Regions from separate parts of the Homo sapiens genome. Here region 1 is linked to region 2. The links are chromatin loops, found by intact Hi-C in ENCODE. Cell type or tissue: mammary epithelial cell. All regions are shown on one strand. Links, peaks and the distances in the headings refer to the core of each region. The heading gives the core; the rest is flanking DNA.

Region 1 (2,915 bases), core at 287-2,786, 310 kb before region 2:
CAATACACCAGGAAGAAAGCCCTCACCAGACACTGAATCTGCAGGTGCCTTGATCTTGGACTTCCCAGCCTCCAGAACTGTGAGAAATAAACTTCTGTTGTTTACAAGCCACCCAGTCCACAGTATTTTGTTATAGCAGCCCAAGGGAACTAAGGCAGTCGTGGACTTCAGACTTCTCCCAACAGGCTGGAGCTCCTGGGAGTATTCGCACACATTGCTTAAGCTTTTCCTTCTGGAGAGGGGCCATTCAATGTTTCTATCCAAAAACTGGGGAGTGGTGGGAGCCTCCAGGCTGCGAGTGCAGAGCACTGGGTGGCAGGCAGGGAGTGCAGATGATCCCTCTGCAAAGAACTTAACGCCATTCAGACAAACCTCTTACAGTAGCCTCCAGCAGTGAATGTGCTGTCTGTGCACGGCAGCAGCAGGGGGCTGGGTCAGATAGCGGTGACCCGGATGAAGGATTAACAGAATCTTCTGGGAGCAGTGGTGTATGCCTGGAGTCCAAGCTACTCAGGAGGCTGAGTTCGGAGGATCTCTTGAGTCCAGGAGGCTGTAGTGTGCCATGCTTGCACCTGTGAAAAGCCACTGGACTCCAGGCTGGGTAGCACAGTTAGATCTCAGCTCTAAAATAAATGAAAATAAGGAAATGAATTTTAAAAACTAGAATTCCACCCACTAGACCAGCATCCAAAGGCTTTTGTTTCACTTTTGTTTATTACCAAGATTTGTAAGTTTATAGCACATTAAAGGATGCAGAAGCACCTGTCTGTAAGAGAATTCTACATGCTCCTTCTCCAGGGCCCTGCTTGCCTAGATATGGTACACATGTTCCATGAAGGAAGTGACGGTCCCACTGTAGAGGTTTGTCATCAAGAGAGGAGGTAGGAATGGAAAACAGCCCCTTAAGACTCTGCCTGAACCGTCCATGAGCCCGTGATGCAGGATGTTCAACCTGAAAGGAAACTGGAGATTACATGGCCCGCTCCCTTCATCTTCAGATGAGAAGCCGAGGCCTTGCTAGGCTACATGAATAGTCCACAGATGCTGGATTGTGGGCTCTGGGACTGGGACTGCCAGGCCTTCCTGTCCTCCCCTGCTCATCGATGGTCACCATGTTTGTGTATCTTTGGAGGCTAAACTCTGGAGCCCTGCTCTTCCCCTAACTTGAGGTGAATTCCACCTTGCCAGTTCTCATCAGCGCTGGCTTTATTATCAGCAACACGGCAATAATGTCTCTGGGAAGCAATCCCTGGCAGAAATAGAAAATGCATGTACTAATGACTTGGCCAGCATGACAGTGGTACCTAAATGCTAAGTATGAATTATTAATTTGATGTCTTTGGTGGCAGGCCATGCACTCTGCAAGGTGCCAGAATCATTGCTTCAAGAGGAGCTCTTAAACCGAGCTTGCAGCTGCGTGGAATCCGGCAGGCTCCATCTGGCAGCCCCTGGGGCCTCAGCCTTGCTGCCAGGCGGGATTTCTGTGTGCTGAGTGTTGCCTTGGCTCCCCTTCCTCCAGCAGGCACACTGGCATGTGGTTTGCATGGCCGGACAAGCCACCAGGTGGCTCCTGATGTCCTACCTGGGCGGTCACAGCAACAGGTGGCTGCACACAGAGAAAGTTGAATTACTCCACCGGGACCTTGACTTGGCTGCCCATGAGAATGTTTAGCTGCCTGTTGTCCAGGCTTTTCTTTGTCTTGCCACATGGGTTTTTACTCATTCATGAAAAAAGAAATCCTAGTTTGCCCCCCATATTTAGTGACTCAGTGCTAAAGAAAAAGCCATCAGAAACTTCTGGACCCTTTATTTGTTCTTATGACTAAATCCCTCTATGCACATAAGCCTGTCTTGCTCTGAATTTCTTTTACAAAATGGAGACTTGGCAGCTGATCTAGTTGGTGGGTGTTCTGGGAAGGTACATTTCGGAGTGACTCTTGCTGTGAGGATTCCCTGAGTGTCTTTAGATATTTATTGGGTGCCTGACTCTAGGTCAAGAATCTGCCCTGAGAGGCTTATGCTGTAAGGATGTGTGCTAAGTCAGGAGCCAGTAACTCCACACAGGCAGGGTATGAGCGCTGCTCAGAGACGGGAAGGGGGCAGATCCCACTCCAGATTGCAAGCAATGAGGAGGTGCCCCACAGAGAGATGACTGGGCTGTCCCTTATGGCATGGATCAGAGTTTGACAAACAGGAGTGGCGGGAAGAGGGCATCCAAGAAAGAAGGAACCTGGAGAGTAAATCAGTCGGGGTTCCCTAAAGAAACAGCAACAACAATAGGTAGTGTGCATGCCAGGGTGGGTGGGTGAGATTGGTTTTAAGGAATTGGATCATGAGATAATGGGGGCTGGCAAGTTCCAAATTTCCAGAGCTAGCCAGAGGCTAGAGACCAAAAGAAGAGTTTTTGCTTGAGTCTGAAGGTCATCAGCTGGCAGAATTCCCTCCCCTTGGGAGAGGTCTGTGGTTTTCTTAAGGCCTTCAACTGACTGGGTGAGGCCCACCCACATTATGGAGGATAATCTGCTTTACTCAAAATCCACTGATTTAAATGTTATCTCATCTAAAAGATACCTTCACAGCAAGATCTAGAATAATGTTTGTCCAAACAACTGGGCACCACAGCCTAGCCAAGTCGGCATATGAAATTAGCCATCACAGCTAGGTGCAGTGGCTCATGCCTGTAATCCCAGAGACTCAAGAGGCTAAGGCAGGAGGATTGCTTGAGGCCAGGAGTTCAAGAGCAATCTGGGCAGCATAGGGAGACCCTATGACATTCAACTTGGTCCCTGGCTGAAAGATGAGCTGGGAGCTTGCCTTTGGAAGAAGGCAGCAAGGACCCTTCTACACCAACCATGGAATGAAGGCTGGGAAAACTGACTGGGCCAGCGTGGGCAGGTCCTCCTCCTCAGAGAGGA
Region 2 (2,915 bases), core at 153-2,652:
TTCCTAGGGTGCCAGAGGTGAAACTGAGAAAATTTTGCTCTCAATTATTTGGCGAGTTTGTAGGTAGAGAATAATACGAGCTCCTGGAGGGCTGGAATCTGGAGGCATTTCAGCAAGGGTTTAGAAAGGGTGGGTGATGGTGACTAGGGATACAGCACGTTGCTCAGCTCTGGGCTGAGAGGTGGTTAGTTCAGCCTGACGACCCAGCAGAGCACCTCCTGGTCATTCTGCCGGCCCTTTATCTGGTGAGGTAGGGCAAGGAGGGAGTTGGAGTGAGGAAAAATGCCTAAGTCAAGGGAATAGAGGGAGGGCAAGATAAGAGATGGCCCTTGTGCGAGAACTGTCTGCATTGCTCACTCTTTGGAGATTGATGCTTTCTCCATTTTACAGTTTTTAGGGGGATGTTCTTACTGGCAAAGGAGGAAAACAGCTGTAAAGTGAGCAGTTTTTTTTTCCCCCGTGTGTTAAGGGAATTTATTTTCCTTTTCATTCTTTGTTCCTCCTTGGCTCACCCCTGCTCAGGACATAACTTTTGCAGAAATGAGGATTTTGCTGCAGCCTGAATCTCCTGGGTTGGATCTCTTAGAGCAATTAATAACTTGTTATTCATGTGTTCGGGGCACAGCCCTTTGTACTCAGTGGTGCGTCCGTCATGCTGTTTGTGCTATTGGGGACCACTAAGAGTGCTCTAGAAAGTTGGTGTGGGCAGTGCTGAGCTTTGGAGTCATGGAGTGGCTCAGGTGTCAGCCCTGCCACTTACCTGTGTGCCCTTAGACAAGTACCTTTCTATGTCTCTGTTACTCCTCTACGAGATGGAGTTTATCACAGGGTTTACTGCATGAAGCTGTCACAAGGGTTCAACAAGATGTTGCCTGGTGAGCACTTAACCCACACCAGGCACGTAGGGAGAAAGAGCTCAGTAGAGTGTGTGTGGGAGGGGTCTTCTTCCATCCCAGGGAGGGAGGTATTTCACCTGGGAAGGTCCTGGCTGGGAGCTGTCTTCTACCCCTTCTTTATGCAGCGGGCTCTAAGCCAGCATCTGGCACCGCCCTTTCCAAACCAGTGCACACTCTCCCCATAGGGAAGGGGCCTGGCCTGCTGGGGCATGCTTAGTTTCTGTATTTTAAGAGCTCCCTCATCTGATGACCGGTACTAATTACCGAATTTCACAAATGAAATATGTGCAGGGTGAAGGAATATGCCTGTTGATTGCACTCGAATTACTGCAGTAAAATTAAATTTCAAGGACTGCAGGAGCCTAAGATCCTTCTGCTGTCCTCCACTTCCCCCATCTTAATTGGTTTTCCTTGCCATCTGTCTTTCTTGCCTTTACTCCCCCATAACTGCCAGCCCGCACTGTTAACCAGCGGTTTTCAATCTGGCTGTACGTTAGGAACACCTGGGGAAAACTTTGAGCTGTAGATGCCTATCACCCACCCTAGACTGATTCAGTCAGAATGTCTGGCTGTGGGGCCCAAGTGTGTTTTAGAAAAAGCTCCCCATGTGTGAATGACTCTCACGCAGTCAGGTCTGGGGACAGCTGGTTAGGAAGGCGTCGCTGAGAGTCTCCATCTTTTGGGAGTAACTGCTGATGGTCATGGAGCCCTTGAATATCTGTTTGGACTTTTTGAGGGCTCTGAGCTTGAGCTTGGTCTTCTCTTTTGGAATACTTGGGTGTTTGCTTTAATATTCAGAGTTAAATATTGATGGGCATATAATGAAATGCCTACTGGATTACTGGACGATGCTTTTAGCTATGAGTACTTACTCTGGAAGCTCTGAGAATAATAAAAACGATGAACAGCAGATATTAAGTGACAGTTTAGAACAGAAGAAAAATACAAGTTTTCTTACAGGCTCTTGGCTAAATGAATATGGGGGTGGACTGGGGTATTCAGTAGTTGAGCAATCCTGGATTCTATTTTTCCATATTTGCATCTCCCCCCGCCCCCAATGTTTTTGCTTTATTTAACAATTTTTGGGGTAAAAACCATGTAACATAAAGTTTACTGTCTTAACCATTTTTAAGTGTACAGTTTTGTAGTGTTAAGTGTAGTCCTGTTGTGAAACTTTGTCATCTTGCAGATCTGGAACTCTGTATCCATTAAACAGTAACTCCCATTCTCACCAGCCCCTGGCACCCACCATTCTGCTTTCTGCCTCTGTGCACTTGACACCTCTAGGTGCTTCATGTAAGTGGAATCTTGTAATATTTGTCCTTTTCTGATTGGCTTGTTTTCACTAGCATGATGTCTTCAAGATTCATCTCTGTTGTTCTGTGTGACAGGGTTTTTTTTTTAATTCATTTTTATTGAGGTGAAATTCATGTAACATAAAATTAGCCATTGTAAAGTATACAGTTCAGTGACATTTACTACAGTTGTACAGCTACCACTTCTGTCTAGTTTTTTTTTTTTTTTCTTTGAGACAGAGTCTTGCTCTGTCACCCAGGCTGGAGTGCAGTGGCGCTATCTCGGCTCAGTGCAAGCTCCGCTACCCAGGTTCACCCCATTCTCCTGCCTCAGCCTCCCAAGTGGCTGGGACTATAGGGGCCTGCCACCATGCCTGGCTAATTTTTCATAGTTTTAGTACAGACGGGGTTTCATTGTGTTGGCCAGGCTGGTCTTGATCTCCTGACCTCATGATCCACCTGCCTCAGCCTTCCAAAGTGCTGGGATTACAGGTGTGAGCCACCGCGCCCGGCCACTTCTGTCTAGTTTTAAAACATTTTCATCCAAATGGAAACCCTATGCCCATTAAGCAGTTGTTCCCCATTTCCTCATCTCCCCAGTCCCTGGCAACCACTAGTGTACTTTCTGCGTCTGTGGATTTATCCATTCTAGATATTTCGTATAAATTGACTCAAGCACTGTGTGTCCTTTAGTGTCTGAGTTCTTCCACTTGCCATAGTTTTT

Evidence for each region. Hi-C counts contacts between places; a loop is a spot of excess contacts. Peaks named below come from ENCODE experiments on the same cell type or tissue, not always from the same donor. Only the 100,000 strongest peaks of a DNase experiment are listed, where the experiment ranks them.
Region 1: a loop joins it to region 2, with 12 times the contacts of the local background. A loop is called at or near these places in 1 of 110 quality-filtered maps.

Annotation. Positions count from the first base shown.
Region 1 is chr1:229,780,177-229,783,091 of GRCh38, forward strand. It overlaps LOC105373161 (a long non-coding RNA gene), which reads right to left. Exons shown (of 4, transcript XR_949247.1): 2 at 373-623. Among named protein-coding and RNA genes, the nearest start is that of LINC01682, 100 kb to the right of the region's middle. In mammary epithelial cell, for the core only: a CTCF peak has its summit at 1,566 (motif pointing right); no DNase peak of the experiment used is centred there.
Region 2 is chr1:230,086,132-230,089,046 of GRCh38, forward strand. All of the region lies in intron 1 of GALNT2 (polypeptide N-acetylgalactosaminyltransferase 2), which reads left to right. Among named protein-coding and RNA genes, the nearest start is that of GALNT2, 20 kb to the left of the region's middle. In mammary epithelial cell, for the core only: a CTCF peak has its summit at 1,135; a DNase peak (open chromatin) is centred at 1,090; H3K27ac peaks cover 2,054 bases.